Regions from separate parts of the Homo sapiens genome. Here region 2 is linked to region 1. A link is an interaction called in ENCODE POLR2A ChIA-PET data of the cell type or tissue named here. Cell type or tissue: PC-3. All regions are shown on one strand. Each heading gives the region's core, and the rest is flanking DNA. Links, peaks and the distances in the headings are about the cores only.

Region 1 (10,290 bases), core at 1,369-9,368:
AGCGTGCTTTTAAGTTTTCCTTCTCTTTCTCTGACAGGAGCTCCTCAAGATGCTTTGCTGCTCCTCCTCCCCTCTCTGACCTCTAGATGTTGGAAAGCCCAAGGCTTAAGAGTGGGTCCTCTTGTCCTTCCTCTTTATACTTTCTTCCAGAGCGATCTGAGCCATTGCCATGGCGCTAAATGCTGCTTACCTGGTGATAAATCCCAATTGTAAATTGCATCTCAGATCTTTCCCTGGAGCTCCAAATTGTATATGTAACTGCAACTCAAGATCCACACATAGAGTTTCTCATCTGGCCTGTTTAGTTCACTGCCGGATACCCAGGCCCTGGCATAATGTCTGGAAGGTAGAGACGTATTTGTTGAGCCAGTAAAGAATGATTTGGATACTGGGCCTAAAACAGATACATTTTTTTCTGTGACAAGGTAAGAGTTAGCTGCTTTTGTTGTCAGAGTTACACTTTTATTAGATTAAAAGATAACATTTAGAGCAGGCACGGTGGTTCATGCCTGTAATCCCAGCACTTTGGGAGGCCGAGGCAGGCGGATTGCTTGAGGCCGGGAGTTTGAGACCAGCCTGGCCAACATAGGGAAACCTCGTCTCTACTAAAAATACAAAAATTAGCTGGTGTGGTGGTGCATTGCCTATTGTCCCAGCTATTTGGGGGGCTGAGGCAGGAGACTCACTTGAACCTGGGAGGCAGAGGTTGCAGTGAGCCGAGATCGTGCCACTACACTCCAGCCTGGGGCAACAGAGTGAGACTGTGTCTCAAAAAAATTAAAAATAAAAAAAGTAAAACTTAATTGTCACCCAGAAAAAAAAAAGAAACAAGATACTGTTTAATAACTGCTTACTGGTTGATGGATAGATTGATTAATCAATTGGAAATGTATTAATACTTAATCTTTTTGTATTCCAACTTATTTATTTATAACATAGAAATAATGCTATTATTTGCCAAATCATTTTAAAGGACAAAGGTAATTGCTTTTTAATATCCTGTGGAGAAAGACATTAACTACATACAAAATTGCACACAAGATGGTGTAGAGATTGCATGTATTATCAGTTTCCTTAGTCTGGAGACTGCATTGCGTTTGCATCTGAACTCTTGTGGTTTGTGAGCCAACAAAATATCATCAGTCCTCATTGTTATAAGTTTTATTTGAAAGCTACCATTGGATAGTGTTTTTGTGATGTGGCTAGAATTATATAATTGTCTATGCAGCCTCGCAGCCATCTCTCAGCTGCCCTGCACTGAGAGGTGCCAGGTGAGGCTGGTGGACAGCACAGCACAGCAGCCCGTGGCTGAGGCTTAGGCTAGGGCACAATGGACTTTCTGGCATCTGGCCAAGGTGCTGAAGGGTAACGGGGGTGAACAAAGTGGAGTAGGAAGCAACTTCATGGGCAGGAGTCAGGAGTAGTAGTTCTAGACCTGGACAGGATCATAGGTACTTCTGCAAAAGAGAAAACCTGTTTTCAGAATTGAATGTTCAGCCTGAGGTTGCTCATGGAATCTTGGGAGGAGATGAAAATTTCAGTATCTTAAATTTTTGTGACTCCAAACAACTGATGGTGAGAATCAGGAGGTGAAGTTATTTTTCCTCTCCTTTTGCATTGGGCAAGTCCATTTGCTTTAAGGTAATAAAAAATGACATCGAGTGGTAGAAACTCAGGAATTTTGATTTCCCTTTGTCTTCTTCAGAAATCCTCTGGGGCAATTGACCTTTGTGTGTTTGAGTAAAGGTTATGAAACTTTTATTACAGACCTGCTTCGAGCCCCCAAGGAAGGCTATGGGCCTTTATCCTAGAAAGAAGCCCATGGACACAAATACACAAAATTCTGTGTGTGATTTCAGGATTGTATAGATCTCCAGTCCTTGGTTGAGAGCCTAGATGTGGACTGAATTTTGTACCCCCCAGCATCCATATGTTGAAGCTCTAACCCCCAATATGACTGTGTTTGAAGATAGAGCCTATAAGGAGGTAATTACGGTTAAACAAGGTCACAAGAGTGGGGCTGTAATTTCTGATAGGGCTGGTGTCCTTATAAGAGGAAGGGACACCAGGCTTCTCTTTCTGTGCCATGTGAGAACACAGGAAGAAGGTGGCCATCTGCAAGCCAGAAAGAGAGTCCTCACAGGGACTTCTCAGCCTCCAGAGCTGTGAGAAATAAATTTCTGTTATTTAAGCCATCCAGTCTGTGGTGTTTTGTTATACCAGCTTGTTAAGACAGGCCTCTACCCTGGAAGCTGCCCTGGCCCGTAATGTAGCTGTGCTCATGCTTACCGATCCATGGAGGCATCAGGATGGGGAGGGGAACATTCTAGTGAGCAAATGTTCTGGGGACATGTATGGGAGCCTTGGTGCACCGAAGTAGGTCAGCCAGTAGTACCACGCCTGGCTCGCTCTGCCCAGGCTTCATGAGTCTGCAGTGACAGGGTGAAGTATAAAGGTCATCCAGAAGAATGATGTGCCATCATGCTGAGTGTGTACCTCTTCTTTAGGTGTTCATTTCACTGGGCAGGTTGTCTACCAGAACCAAGGGGCCTCTTTGAATTTTCTTTCAAGCTATTAATAAGAGGCATGCATCCTCCTAGACACAATCATCCATTTAGTAAAATAGGTAAGTATCTCCCCATGGCTAAAATTGGAGCTACCTGAGCCCTAAACAACTGACAATGTGGGAAGCATTTGCTCCAGACGAATCCACTTATCCCATCCCTATCCTTCTTGAGAAAGCTGCCATTGTCTGATGTGGGTAGAATCTGGGGACAACAACAGTGAGAGGTGCGGTATGCAGACTAGCTGGTCCAACACCTGGGAGAGCAGGGGCAGAGTCCCTAGTGGTGCTGTCAGAGTGAGTCTGGACTGGGCAGAGGAGTACTTGAAAGTCTTTTCTGGAAGAGTTAAAAAGAGAAGCCAAGGTTTGAGTGGCTAAAAGAAACCAGCAAAATCTGTGGGATTCAATGTGACAGGAGTAAATGAACAGTGTCAGGACCCAAGTGTTGGAGCCAGAGAACCAATGGTTTGTGCCAAGACCCATTTAGAGTTCCCAGCTCCACCTTCTCAAGCTTACCTCCACCAAGTCACCTTCACCCATCTCACAGACATCCAGACCTGCTTGAGATGCCCGGCACCCAACAGCCAGGGATTAGAGCTTTTTATTGAAATCCCTGCTATCATTTTAGACCAAGTTCCTGAATGAATAAAAAAAAAAATCTTTTGACAAGGAGAGATGATCAGATTGAAATAATCTTTACAAAATTAAAAAAAATAGGTGCCCTCAAAATCAGACCAGTGAGAAGAAATTCCATGACTGGTGATAGCATATAGCTGTTTCATTTCTCCGTATCAAAATGGCCAAAGGGTGGCTTCGTGTCAGAAGACCCAGATGTTTTTAAAGCAAATGCATTAGTTCAAAATCAGCCTACTGCCTCATATACTTTTTATGTCTTAGAGACCCCAGTATGAGTCTGGATTCTATAGAAGCTCACTATGATGGAATATTTTCCTTTCTTTTACTAACTCACTATTTACAACTTAGGCAAATCACCTTATCATTTTGGCCTTGGGGCTCTCCTTTATAGAATGAGGTAGTTAAACTGGCAACTAAGTAAAAAAATCCCCTTGAAAAGTGGACATATTCTGTGTCGCCTACTAGCACAACCTCTTTCTCTGTTGGAGCTACGGTTTTCTCTGAGTAGACTAAAAACACTATCAGAAGACGTGAATGACCAAGATGATGAAACCAGGTGCTTAGAGACCAAGGCTCGCAGCTGCACTGATCAGTAAATAACGCTTCCCTGGTTTCTGGTTTTCCTTTTTAGAGTAATAAACAACAACAAAAGTAGAGTACCGGTTCAACTTGTGTAGTCACTAATTATACAAGTGACTCATTCTAAGGGCTAGAAATTATCCTACAGGAAATTATCCCAAAGGGTCTACCGTGATGAATATCTGTGATTTCCTTGAGTCTGACATGGAAAAGTAAGCTGTGACTCGTAGTCAACAAATCCAAACCAACCTAGAGAGGAAGTGGGAGAGAGTGAAACTATATACTCACTATAGTGTGTGGAATCTGAAAATGTTTGCCTCTAAGCACGAATAGGTACATATTTTTTTCTCAGGTAGCCCAACGTACATTCTAGTTTCTCTAAATCTTTACAAAGTAAAGTATTGAGGGGGCATTGGCACCCAGTCCCATGCTCTTTAGAAATCATTAATGACTATTTTGCTGATTTTGAGAACTTTTTCTATTAATATAAAAGAATAAACCAGAAATCTGAGGAAACTCTAAAACTTGAAGGCAATCTAGACATTTAGAGGATATTACAAGTGGAAATAAATACTAATGTCTTAGACTAACCAAGCTTGACAAATGCTGCAGAAATCTCCAAATTTACTTTCTTGTTCAGGCAAGAGGTGAAATTTGTCTTGCAATTTGAAATTACGTTTAGAGTAAACATGTGTCAGAAGGCTTAAGTAAGCATAGTAACTGTCTTGTCATTCTTCCTTGTCCACTCCACAAACAGTAACATTCCAAAGATCTGCACTTTGAAAGATCCTCCTTAGCTTTTGCATCTGTGGTGTCAGTAGGTAGCCCAGTGAGTCTGAGGTAGGGCTTGTAAGTGCAGATGTCTACAGCAGCAATCCCTAACACTTTTGGCACAAGGGACAGATTTCGTGGAAGACTGTTTTTCCACAGACAGGGCAGGGGCTGGGGGTTGGGAAGATGGTTTGGGGATGAAACTGTTCCACCTCAGATCATCAGGCAGTAATTCGATTTTCATAAGGAGCATATAACTTAGATTCATTGTTTGTGTAGTTCACAATAGGGTTTGTGGTCCTGTGAGAATCTAACGCCGCAGCTCATCTGACAGGAGGGAGAGCTCAGGCAGTAATGTTCCCTCACCCGCATTCACCTCCTGCCGGGCAGCTTGGTTCCTAACAGGCCATGGACCAGGCCATGGCCCAGGGGTTGGGGACCCCTGGTTTACAGGACCAGGAAGATATTATAATGATGTAATGAGTGAAATGAATTAGGAATAAGAAAAATTCTGGACGAGGCATGGTGCCTCATGCTTGTAATCCCAGCACTCTGGGAGGCTGAGGCAGAAGGACTGCTTGAGCCCAGGAATCTGAGACCAGTCAGGGAAACATAATGAGACTTCATCTCTTAAAATAAAAAAAGAACAATTCTTTCTCCGTTTGGAACAAGTGATAGTTCACTTTCCTCTTAAATCTACTGAAAGAGAAAAGGCACATAGTGGGATGGTAAATGGTAATGTCACTTGGTCTCAACTTGGGGAGACAGCCGAAGGTAGGAGGGACTTTGGGGAACTGGGAGTCAGTCAGTTGCTGCTCAGCTCCATCCAAATGTTGCCTCATGGGGATGCAGCCCTAAAATGAGCAGAACCAATTTTTCCACAAGAATCTAGAAAACTGGATTTTTAAAGTAAAGGTTCAGATTTGTACATTTGCACAATTAATTCAAAATTTTTGAAACTTTGTAAGAGCCAATCCTGTATGGCCCTAACAAAAAATATACATCTAGGGGCTAAATCTGTTTATAACCTGTAGTTGCTGAGTGAGGTAGAACTTATTAGCTTGCACCATCTTCGATTTGGAGAAAGGACAAAGATTCATGGTTCATTATTTGTATGTCTTTAAATAGGCTTTATCAGATAAAGAGAAAAAAGTTTAAAAAGCAAGGCATTTGAGGACAAGATTTATAGTGTGTGGACAGGAACTCTGCTCTTGCATTTCATTCCTATAACATCAGAGCCAGAGTTCTTGGGTTAATACAGAATGCGTGATTTTATTTTAGGATCCACAGCACAATGAAGTAAGATATTGCTGATGTCAGGCTTATGGCATCTATAGTCATCTTGCTGTGAATATGGTCCTTAATAAAGAATTCATTAGAATGTTTCAGATAGGGCCTATGTTACAACAAAGATATGGAGATCTGGATATATCTAGATGACATGAGGAATTTTCTAGTTGTCAAAAAATAAATGTTTGGGCTGGGCACAGTGGCTCACACCTGTAATCCCAGCACTTTGGGAGGCTGAGGTGGGTGGATCACTTGAGGTTAGGAGTTCAAGACCAGCCTGGGCAACATAGTGAAATCCTGTCTCTACCAAAAAATACAAAAATTAGCAAGGTGTGGCGGCGCATGCCTGTAGTCCCAACTACTCAGAAGGCTGAGATGGGAGAATCACTTGAATCCAGGAGGCAGAGGTTGCAGTGAGCCAAGATTGCACCACTTCACTCCAGCCTGGGTGACAGAGTGAGAACTTATCTTAAAAAGAAAACAAAACAAACCAACAAAAAAAACAAACCCCTACTCCCATCACATTGCTTTAGATGCATGAAAGCAATACGTTTTGGGTCTTGAGTATTTCTTGACATTTCAAGTGTAAATACAGCTTTAGATACTTCAGCATTTTTTTCCTACTCATTGATTAATGGTAGCTTTTTTTCTTTTTCTCCCAATTCAAGTACGTAGTAATAAGTTAATGTGAGATTTGTACATTTTAATTTGTATTTTTCTGTTTTAATAATATAATAAAATATTTTGTGTTGCATTTAGTAGTAAAGAAGTATCTTTTTACCTAAATGCTTGGTGAATACTTTCAAGTTTTGTATGATTAATAGTTAAAGGGTGCTAAGATAAATAAATATATACATGCTCTGTTTCCTGAACTGGAGATTAGAAACAAAGTTTGAAAAGAAGCCAGTAGACATGAGATATTGTGGTGAGATAAAGATTGGCAAGGGTCTAAAACTGTGAACTTGCAGACTTGTGAAATCCCCACAAATTACCACAGAAGCTGATGAGGTTCTCTTTTTAATTTTAGTCCCAGCTTGGTTTCAGTTACTATTTCAACTCTTCAGCATCCTTATTATGACTAGTAGATCTGTTAGCAAAACTGCTGGTGGAAAAGTTTTTGTGTAATATCCACTCCCCCAAATTGTTTTAGGGACATTAATCACCTGACATGCATTTATTTTCATTCTACAGAAGAATAAATGCAATGTCCAGACTTGGATCCCATTCAAGATTCATTGGTCTATTACTGACATTTCTAAATGTATCTACTGAAATCTCCTGCTCTTTAACCTCTTTGCAGGAAGATATGTGTCTTTGTATTCCCTTGAGTACTTTCGGTATGTGTTTAATAAATACTTCTTAAAAATTAGATTGTAAATTGATCAATAAAGATATCATTGAATGGTTTGGGTGGTATGCCCAGAGACAGCTAGTTTTAATCTACCAAAATAATGAATAATACAGAGTAAGAAGCATATTATAGAATTTTCATTTAAGAAAATATGGACTAAGTCATAGAAGAAATGGGATTTAAACTAGTTCTCATTTCATGATACAGATTTCTGGCCTACACTGCCTTTTTCCCCTCCCTTTCTCCAGCCCTTCTTTCCTTTCTCCAGCCCTTCTTTCCTTTCTCCCTTCTCTCTTTCTTTCCTTTCTTTGCAAAATGGGTATATGTAGGTAAAATGTATGTGGCTTATGAATTTGAGAGGAGTGACAGAAATAGGAATCATTGCATCCCTCAGTAGAGGGCACTTTTTGGTCCCTTACCAAGAAAATAATAACAGCAGCTAACACTCATTGAGGGCATACTATGTGGCAGTTAATAAGCACTTTACCTGTTATTAACTTACTTAGTTCTCATAACAACCCTACAACACAGACATTATTATTATTCTATCATACAGTTAAAGATACAGACACACAGTAAATTAAATAACTTACCCCCAAACCACACAGTTAGAAAGTTCAAGAGTTGAATTTGATCCCAGTGGTCTGGCTCTAGAGTCCATGCTCTTTACCATTACATTGTACTTAGAAAAGAACTCAGTAAAGAACGAGTAAAATGTGTAAGGCCAGCAAGGAAGGACTGTGTTGGGTTATGTCACATGGGCTTTCACAGAAGCTTTCATTATGATGTTCAGAACATGATAGTCCCTCTCTCCCCTTCAAAATGGTTTTGAGTGAAAGAATGAACAAATATATACTTTAATCCCAACTTGAAGACCTCACCATCCTCTGAGCATTCCTGATTTTCCATGCCTCCCTGCCTTCTTCAGTGCCATTTTCTCTGTGTGCAGCATTCTCCTTCTTCTCTCTGCCCAGTGCATCCCTGCTTGTGCGGCTAGGCACAGCTCGGTTCTATGAGTCACCTTGTTTTTACCTCTCTCACAACACTTTCGTAATGCCCCTGATCATAACTTCTGTCCATGTGTGCCCCCTCTCTAGATCCTCAAGCCTCCGAGATCACAATCTGTGCCTGACATATGCTTGTACCTCCACCATGGTGTTAATCATAGTGTCTGGCACAGAAATAAGTGTTTATTCAACAGACAAGAAAGTGACTGGAGAAGTATTCACTGTAATTTTATCCTCTTTAACAATCTGTAATACTAAAAATTGGGAAGCATATCTTGAAATTCCACTATGAGCCTGTTAATATAAAAGAAATAAATGTATTCAATAATCAAAAGAGAAACATCAAGACAAGAATAAGGTTAGACTCATCCCCAACCCCCTCCCATTTCTGACCTCTGTTCCTCTCCTAAGATTCACCCCATCCCTGGTCCTAGCCCAATCCTGGACAGTGAGTCCCTCCCTAAGGTGAACCACCTGTCTCCCTGGCTTTGTCCAGACACCTAATCCTCACTCTATACAGTGATTGAAACCCCAGTTTTTGGCCAGGTGCGGTGGCTTAATCTCAGCACTTTGGGAGACCGAGGTGGGTGGATCGCCTGAGCTCAGGAGTTCGAGACCAGCCTGGGCAACATGGTGAAACCCCCATATCTACCAAAAATACAAAAATTAGCTGGGTGTGGTGGTGCGCACATGTGGTCCCAGCTACTCGAAAGGTGAGGTGGGAGAATTGCCTGAACCCAGGAGGTGGAGGTTGCAGTGTGCCAAGATCACGCCACTGCACTCCAGCCTGGGCAACGGAGTGAGACCCGCATCTCAAAACAAAACAAAACCAAAACCAGTTTTTGGTATCTCAATGCACAATGTTAATTAAGTAGCAAAATCTCGGCATTTAAAAAATCTGAAATATTTACATAAATGATTTGACCCAAATCACTTGTAAGGGTCAACTGATTTGGATCAAATCACCTGTGTCTTGAGCTATACTCAGAGAATTACATGCCCCATTAAAATATCAAATCCAAAAAAAAAAAGAGAGGATAAGATTAGAGAAGAAAATTAAAGAAGAAACCAATTTGAAGTGTACAGACCATGTCAAAAGAATATGATGGCAGAGAAAAGTAGTCATATAAAGATATCAGGCACACTTCTGGGCTAGGGGATAGAAAAAATACAGTTTTGTTCTTAAGCCATTGGAGAGACCGACAGAACCATTCAGTAACATAAATTTTACAAAGCTAAAGGAAGTCAGTACACTGAGTGCCAAAATCCACCTGGAAGGGTGAGGAAGGAAGAGGAGAATTCTGGAAAAGGGAGTAGGGGATTGCCAAGCGTAAGTATTGGGAGAGGAGAGACATTCAAAAAAATAAAGAAACAATGTGTGCAAAGCATGGGGTCTGTGAAACCAGAGTTCCCTTTCACAGCAGTATCACATGTGCTGGAGTAAAGAGAGGAAAAAGGAGGGAGGGAATGCAGGGGGCAGGCTTTGTATGCCATGGAAAGGACTTTCTATTTATGTAAGACCACAGGGAACTGTGGAAGAATTTTGGAGACAGGAGTTCCGCAATCAATCTGATAATTTGGAAAGATTGATTTGGGCCCAGGAGAGAGGGGAGATAAACAGGAACTGAGAACCAATATAGAAGTCTGAGAAGTGAGCCATTGCGGTGGGCCAGGGGATACGGGATGACAGCTTGAACCCAGGAGAGGCGGTGGAGATGAAGGGCAGTGGGCGAGGAGAAGAAACAACTGGGAAGTAGGTGATCAGACTTGGGCATGAGGGATGGCAAAAGAGAGTGCTAGGAAATCTAGGGTGAGTCCCAAGTTTCTGGCATGGAATACTGGGAGGCAGGTTGAGCCATAGACCAAGGAAGGAAATATGGGAGATATAGCAGGTTAAAAAAATGAGAAGGAGGTGGGTGCGGTGGCCCACGCCTGTAATCCCAGCACTTTGGGAGGCCGAGGCAGGCGGATCACAAGGTCAGGAGTTTGAGACCAGCCTGGCCAACATGGTGAAACCCCATCTCTAATAAAAATACAAAAAGTAGCCGGACATGGTGGCGCGCACCTGTAATCCCAGCTACTCAGGTGGCTGA
Region 2 (8,000 bases), core at 1-8,000, 110 kb before region 1:
TGCATTCCAGCATGGGTGGCAGAGCAAGACCCTTTTTTTTTTTTTTTTTTTTTTGAGACGGAGTCTCGCTCTATCACCCAGGCTGGAGTGCAGTGGTGCAATTTCGGCTCACTGCAACCTCTGCCTCCTAGGTTCAAGCGATTCTCCTGCCTCAGCCTCCTGAGTAGCTGGGACTATAGGTACGTGCCACCATGCCCAGCTAATTTTGTATTTTTAGTAGAGACAGGGTTTCACCATGTTGGCCAGGATAGTCTCCATCTCTTGATCTCGTGATCCACCCACCTTGACCTGCGTCATGAGCCACCATGCCCGGCCGACAGTTTCTTTAAAAATAAGTACCAGAATTAATTCATTTTTAACATCTCCTCTAGATCACAACTGTGGCTTCAATATAAAATATGGAACAAGTCTGTCTTTCAGATGTACAACAAATGTATATAAAAAATAATGGGAGAAGATGACCTCAGCTCTTGAAACTTGTAAACATTTCAGCAATCTTGCTCTCGCAAAGAAATCCTTAATTCTGCGTTTTCAAACTTTAAGCAGAACTGACAGCCATTTGTGCTCTCTCTGTTTGAAGTAGTTCTTTTCTTTTGAGTCAAGAATCTTTTTCCAGGTTCGGCTATTTCCTTAATGAAATTAATATTTCACACAGAATGGTTTCATGCAAAAGTGCTGGGACGCCTGGAGTCTGGATGTTGTTCCTGGAATGCTTCCACATAAGGAGAATTTTAGACAGGGGCAGCCAGAATCCTACCCTATCCAGTGGTTCAAGGTCTTTTCTGGCCTCACGCTTGCTTTGGGCAGTTCTCAGAATGTGTGTGTGCACGTGTGCACATGCATACACACACACCTTTGATTCGTCACCCTCATTCCTCCAGTCATTTAAGTAGGAGCTGATAAAAGAAAGCCTTCAGGGTTCACAGTATTGCCTTGGTGGGGTTTTTTTTTTTTGTATGTTGCAAGAATAAACACAATAGGGGAAAATTCCAGGCAAACGTGGCCATTGCCTTGCGCGACAATAGAGGAAAATTCCAGGCAAGTGTGGCCATTGCCTTGCATGACAATAGAGGAAAATTCTAGGCAAGTGTGGCCATTGCCTTGTGTGACTGCCCCACTCATGTCCATCTGGTCCTGGGGCCTGTAGCCTGCCTGCACCTCACAGTCCTAACAGAGCTGTTGACATCCGTGGAGCCCCAGAATTTCACCAACTGCTAGATGTATCTTTGGGAAGTGTATTTTGTGGAACATACTCAGAACATGAGGCTGTCCTTTCTACAGCTTTCCTCCCTAGACCTTCTCAATAACTCTGTTCTTAAATGTAGACAAGAGCCTGGGATCATGAAAAGCATTGAAACCTCAGTAACCCCGGGACAAATGGAGAACCAAAATCCTGTGCACTGGTGGGTCCTTGGGGGAGGAGTAAAGGGGAGTCTAGGAGTCAGGGGGCCGTGGGGCTGACCCAGTGTGGAACAGCAATATGGCCTCAGGAGGTGAAAACCACAGATGGGTCTAGCTGGGGTACAGAGATGGTAAGGACAGGAATTCCAAAGGAGCTGAGATCATTGCAGGGGAGACAAATGTGAAAACTGTACACTCTGGAGCTTCGTTTCTGACTTCAAATCAGGTTCTGCCACATGGCAGCTGTCATGTAACCTCTCTGTGCTTTTGTTTCCTCACTGGTAAAATGGAGATGGTAGAACATAGGATGGTGTGCGTCTTTTAGTGCATCGATGTGTATTAAGTGCTTAGAACAGTATCTGGCATAGAGCAAGCATTATATGACTGGTAGCTGTTGTTATTACCACTACCACGGCTGTTCTTATTATCGTGATTATTATGACTCTCAGCATAGCTATAATGCTATCCATAGAGACTGTAGAGTTATAATCGTGACTACTAAATTTAAGCAGCATCCTTGCCTGGTGCTGTATCATTTTTGGACACCAGAGATATATTTATTCCTGTCTCTAGAGAGCGAAAAAGCACCTCTCTGTCAGAATGACTACTTTCTACTTTAAAAATGTTTTTGATGATAACTCTTGATGGCTTTAGATAAAGCCATCCTTCCAAAAGGCCTGAAGCACTCTCAGATGGCTCCGTTTTGTCAGCCCTTTACTGCTCTGGGATGTGGTCTACCCACTGTTAAGCTAATATTTTTGATCTTCAATTTGGAACCTTAATTATGCTGTACAGCAGTCGTTGTACGTGGATGCATAAAATTCCCATCAAAAGATATTCAGACACTTTCCAGGCTCAGTGGTACGCAGGAGATGGAGACACACGTGGAAGGGTGTGCTGGCAGATTCCCGTTGCTCTGAGCTGCGAGGGGGTGGGGCAGGTGCGAGCTAACAGTGGTGGGGCCTCATGCTGCTTGTCTACTCCTTAGATGACTATGCTCAGCTGTGTAACATCCCCGTGACGGGACGCCGGCAGCCATATGGACGGGACGCCTTGGTTGACTTCAGTGAACAGTATACTCCAGAAGCCGATCCCTACTTCATCCAAGACCGTAAGCAAAATAACCTTGTTCCTTTGATACTAAGTTGTGGTTGAAGATTAATCAGTGGTCCTCAAAATGTAATGGCAACTTGTTAGCAATGCAGCATTTCTGGTCCCACCCCAGACCTGCTGGTCAGAAAGTCTAGGGTGGGACCCAGCCATCTTTGTTTCACAAGGGCAGTCCTTCTGCGTGGGTGAGTCTAAGAACCACTGCATCATTCGTGAGCCGAGATCACACCACTGCACTCCAGCCTGGGCAACACAATGAGACCCTATCTCAAAACAAACAAAAAGAACCATTGCATTTGATGAATAGTCTTGCTGGTGGGGATACTGTTATATTTACTTTTCTTAAAGTTTTGAGATGGAGTCTCGCTGTGTCACCCAGGCTGGAGTGCAGTGGCACGATCTCAGCTCACTGCAACCTCCACCTCCCGGATTCAAGCGATTCTGCTGCCTCAGCCTCCCAAGTAGCTGGGATTGCAGGCACGCACCACCATGCCCGGCTAAATTTTGTATTGTTAGTAGAGACTGGGTTTCACCATGTTGGTCAGGCTCTTCTTGAACTCCTGACCTTGTAATCCATCCATCTTGGCCTCCCAAAGTGCTGGGATTACAGGCATGAGTCACCGTGCCCTGCCTATCATTATAATTTCTATAACAAAATCATTTCTCTTCTCTTTAAGTGGTGGACTAGTTTGAGGGCCAAGGTTTCCATGAGAGCCCAGTTGTATTGCAGCCTTTTTTTCCTACAGGGAAATGCAAATGTTAACTGTACAAGTTGATCATTATTATAAGTGTTTTAGAGTAGGAGGTAAGAGAAGAATTGCCCTTTTGGTCAGAAATGACTTTTTAAAATACATTGGTGAGGGGATTTATGGAGTAAGAAATAATGTGTGCCAACTTTTCCTGGATTAGTGAGCACAGCTTTCATGGGGGAGGTGGGAGTGTGTATCTGCAAATTGTGATCCCCTTTAGAACGTAAATGTTGTGTGAGGAAGCCTACAAACACACAAGCTCAAATCAGACTTTTCAAATACAGACAATTTGAAGTCTGAAACAGCAGGAGGTCCACAATGAAATATTAGTAGATAGTAGATAGTCTCACTTCAAGAACGAGAACAGGAAAACGCCCATTTTGAGAGCCTCGTCCACAGCTCACAGAGGGGCCATCCTCACGTGTAGCTTCACCACAAATTTTTTTTTTTTTGAGATAGGGTCTCGCTCTGTTGCCCAGGCTGGAGTGCAGTGCCATGATCACAGCTCACTGCAACTCTGCCTCCTGGGCTCAAGCGATCCTCCCACCCCAGTCTCCCGAGAAGCTGGGACTACAGGCACGTGCCACTATGTGCAGCTAATTTTTGTATTTTTTCCGTAGAGATGGGGGGTTTCACCATGTTGTCCAGGCTGGTCTCGAACTCCTGGACTCAAGTGATTCATCCGCCTCGGCCTCCCAAAGTGCTTATAGGTGTGAGCCACCATGCCTGGCCTGCACCACATTTTTAAGATAGGTAATTGCTGCCGACCGAGGAGTTTGACTTAGGACTTTAGAGAAAAATGCAGTGAAGCTTTTTTCTGTCCTGGGCCCTGTCACCTGTGCACGAAGCGTCCTAGCCAGGACCCAGTTCTGGGGCAACAGCATGAGATTTCTAGCTGAATTTAGGATCTATTTCAGTTCTGCATCAAGAGCTTTTATTTTTTTTTTCCTTCTCTTCTCTTTCTCTTTTCCCTTTCTCTCCCTTCTTCATTCCCTCCTTGTCCTTCCTTCCCCTCCACCTTTTTTTTTTTGAAGGATGTAGTGTATTGATCATCTGGTAGAATTAAAAATGTTTTAAAATGTCCATGATAAGAACATTCTATTAATCCAGCTAGGCTGCTTAACACACGCCTGTGTAACTCCCACCCAGGCCAGGAGCAGTGCCAGCCTCCAGAAGGCCCCTGGTGCCTTTTCCCACCCCCCTCCCTAGGGTAACCACTATCCTGACTCCTAACACCATAGATGAACAACACTCTTTCTTTTCATCCACAGCACATAACCATGCAGCTCTTTATGAAATGGACCAGAATGCACTCACAGCTACAAGACTGTGCACTTAGGGTTTGATGCTTCTCTGTATATGTTACGGGTCAGTAAACGTTTACTTAAGAAAAAAGGAAGGGAGAAGAATTATTAAGGTTGAAAGAAAGCCCAGCTTGCCCCATTAATCAGGAATACCAGGTTAAGTCTATATGCAACTCTGACAATCCCGTGGCTTACAGCTTTCCTCCCTAGACCTCCTCAATAACTCTGTTCTTAGATGTAAGCAAGAGCCTGGGATTATGAAAAGCACTGAAACCTCAGTAACCCCAGGACAAATGGAGAACCAAAATCCCAGGCACTGATGGGTCCTGAGAGTCTAAAAGTCAGAAGCCTCTATGGCATTATAGTTTGGATTCCAGGAATTTTCATGTTGAAATGTCTGGCTTATGTACCTTCTTTTTAATGCTGGCATTGCTTTAAAGCTCTTTTTTTTAATTAACTACACATGTTAAGAAATAAACATGTTGGTGTCACATCAATCTCTTATTTAGCAACATAGGAAATTGAGATGCAGTTCCAAGACCTCCAGCTTGGACGATGTAATGGCCTTTACATTTCTTACAAGTTGCAGAGAAATATTTCCCCCTTCCCAGCCAGTTTTCTGACCTCCAGCAAGGGCTTTTGGAGCCTGCTGCAAAAATGATTGTGTTGGGTAGATAGTAACATAGACGGAGGCTGAGTGAGGTTTCTTATCGCCTTTATGGTTCACCATCTCTGTTACCTTTAGGGAGAGCAGTACTTCTAAAACTGGAATTTGCTTGAGCAGAGAATAGGCAAACATTTGCCCTTTATAAGGGCCAGGTAGTATTTTTTTTTTTTCTTTTTTGAGACAGAGTCTTCCTCTCTTGCATAGGCTGGAGTGCAACGGTGCAATCTTGGCTCACTGCAACCTCCACTTCCTGGGTTCAAGTGATTGTCCTGCCTCAGCCTCCTGAGTAGCCCTGGGATTATAGGCATGCACCACCATGCCCGACTAATTTTTGCATTTTTAGTAGAGATGGAGTTTCACCACGTTGGCCAGGGTGGTCTTGAACTCCTAACCTTGTGATCCACCTGCCTTGGCCTTCCAAAGTGCTGGGATTAAAGGTGTGAGACACCGCACCGAGCCCAGATGGTAAAATTTGTAGGCTTTGCAGGTCATGTGGTTTCTGTTGTAGGTATTCAACTCTACTGTAGTTTCACAAAAGCAGCCCTAGATAGCACAGCAGCAAATGGGCGTGGCTGGGTTTATTTACAAAAATAGGTAGCAGGCCAGATTTGGACCAGAGACTGTAGTGTCCTGACCTGTTTTAGAGTCCTGCAGAAGTATTTTGGGGAGCCTGCCTGATGTGTGGGGAGTTTCAAGTTTTACTTTTTATGTTTTAATTTCTGTAATAATAAAAAAGGTATTAGATATGAAGTAGAAATCATTTTGCTGTGATACATGGGATCTGAAAATATTGTCGTAGATTAAGTCTTTATTTTGTGTGTTTCTTAACTGGCTTTGAGTATGTGGTGTCACTTTTTTTTTTTTTTAAATTGGGGTCTCACTATATTGCCCAGGCTGGTCTTCACCCCATGAGCTGAGGAGATTCTCCTGCCTCAGCCTCCTGAGTAGCTGGGACTCTTGTTCTCCTTTAAAGTTTTAAAATGGGCCTGCCATGGATGTATTACTCAATTTTTTTTTTATGGTACAAATTTTTTTAACTTTTAGGTTCAGGGGTACATATAAAGGTTTGTTACATAGGCAACATGTCATGGGGGTTAGTGGTACAGATTATTACATCACCTAGGTGTGAAGCCCAGTACCCAATAGTTATTACCTTTTCTGCTTCCCTCCTCCCACCCTCCACTAGTGTCTGTTGTTTCCTTCTTCTTCTTTTTTTTTTTTTTTTTTTTTTTTTGTGGTATTTGGTTATATGAGTAAGTTCTTTTTTTAAATTTTTTAAATTATACTTTAAGTTTTAGGGTACATGTGCACAACGTGCAGTTTTGTTACATATGTATACATGTGTCATGTCGGTGTGCTGCACCCATTAACTCATCATTTACATTAGGTATATCTCCTAAAGCTATCCCTCCCCCCTCCCCCAACCCCGCGAAAGGCCCTGGTGTGTGATGTTCCCCATCCTGTGTCCAAGTGTTCTCATTGTTCAATTCCCACCTATGAGTGAGAACATGCGGTGTTTGGTTTTCTGTCCTTGCAATAGTTTGCTGAGAATGATGGTTTTCAGCTTCATCCATGTCCCTACAAAGGACATGAACTCATCATTTTTTATGGCTGCATAGCATTCCATGGTGTATATGTGCCACATTTTCTTAATCCAGTCTATTATTGATGGACATTTGGGTTGGTTCCAAGTCTTTGCTATTGTGAATAGTGCCACAGTAAGCATACATGTGCATGTGTCTTTATAGCAGCATGATTTATAAACCTTTGGGTATATACCCAGTAATGGGATGACTGGGTCAAATGGTATTTCTAGTTCTAGATCCTTGAGGAATCGCCACACTGTCTTCCACAATGGTTGAACTAGTTTACAGTCCCACCAACAGTGTAAAAGTGTTCCTATTTCTCCACATCCTCTCCAGCACCTGTTGTTTCCTGACTTTTTAATGATCGCCATTGTAATTGGTGTGAGATGGTATCTCATTGTGGTTTTGATTTGCATTCCTCTGATGGCCAGTGATGATGAGCATTTTTTCATGTGTCTTTTGGCTGCATAAATGTCTTCTTTTGAGAAGTGTCTGTTCATATCCTTCTCCCACTTTTTGATGGGGTTGTTTGATTTTTTTTCTTGTAAATTTGTCTAAGTTCTTTGTAGATTCTGGATATTAGCCCTTTTGTCAGATGGGTAGATTGTAAAAATTTTCTCCCATTCTGTAGGTTGCCTGTTCACTCTGATGGTAGTTTCTTTTGCTATGCAGAAGCTTTTTAGTCTAATTAGATCCCATTTGTCAATTTTGGTTTTTGTTGCCATTGCTCTTGGTGTTTTAGACATGAAGTCCTTGCCCCTGCCTATGTCCTGAATGGTATTGCCTAGGTTTTATTCTAGGGTTTTTATGGTTTTAGGTCTAACATGTAAGTCTTTAATCCATCTTGAATTAATTTTTGTATAATTTTGTAAGGAAGGGATCCAGTTTCAGCTTTCTACATATGGCTAGCCAGTTTTCCCAGCACCATAGCACCATTTATTAAATAGGAAATCCTTTCCCCATTTCTTGTTTTTGTCAGATTTGTCAAAGATCAGATGGTTGTAGATGTGTGGTATTATTTCTGAGGGCTCTGTTCCGTTCCATTGGTCTGTATCTGTGTTTTGGTACGAGCATCATGCTGTTTTGGTTACTGTAGCCTTGTAGTATAGTTTGAAGTCAGGTAGCATGATGCCTCCAGCTTTGTTCTTTTGGCTTAGGATTGTCTTGGCAATGCAGGCTCTTT

What was found. Peaks named below come from ENCODE experiments on the same cell type or tissue, not always from the same donor. Only the 100,000 strongest peaks of a DNase experiment are listed, where the experiment ranks them.
Region 2: POLR2A ChIA-PET joins it to region 1 with 10 read pairs; 2 of 35 experiments call an interaction of 5 or more read pairs at or near these places.

Annotation. Positions count from the first base shown.
Region 1 is chr2:33,490,547-33,500,836 of GRCh38, forward strand. All of the region lies in intron 1 of RASGRP3 (RAS guanyl releasing protein 3), which reads left to right. Among named protein-coding and RNA genes, the nearest start is that of RASGRP3, 19 kb to the left of the region's middle. RefSeq lists enhancers at 3,849-3,968, 4,959-5,108, 6,896-6,945, 7,946-8,205, 8,715-8,864. In PC-3, for the core only: no CTCF peak of the experiment used is centred there; DNase peaks (open chromatin) are centred at 3,975 and 4,535; H3K4me3 peaks cover 1,368 bases; H3K27ac peaks cover 2,453 bases.
Region 2 is chr2:33,386,795-33,394,794 of GRCh38, forward strand. LTBP1 (latent transforming growth factor beta binding protein 1) reads left to right here. Exons shown (of 34, transcript NM_206943.4): 32 at 2,390-2,512. Among named protein-coding and RNA genes, the nearest start is that of MIR4430, 28 kb to the right of the region's middle. In PC-3, for the core only: no CTCF peak of the experiment used is centred there; no DNase peak of the experiment used is centred there.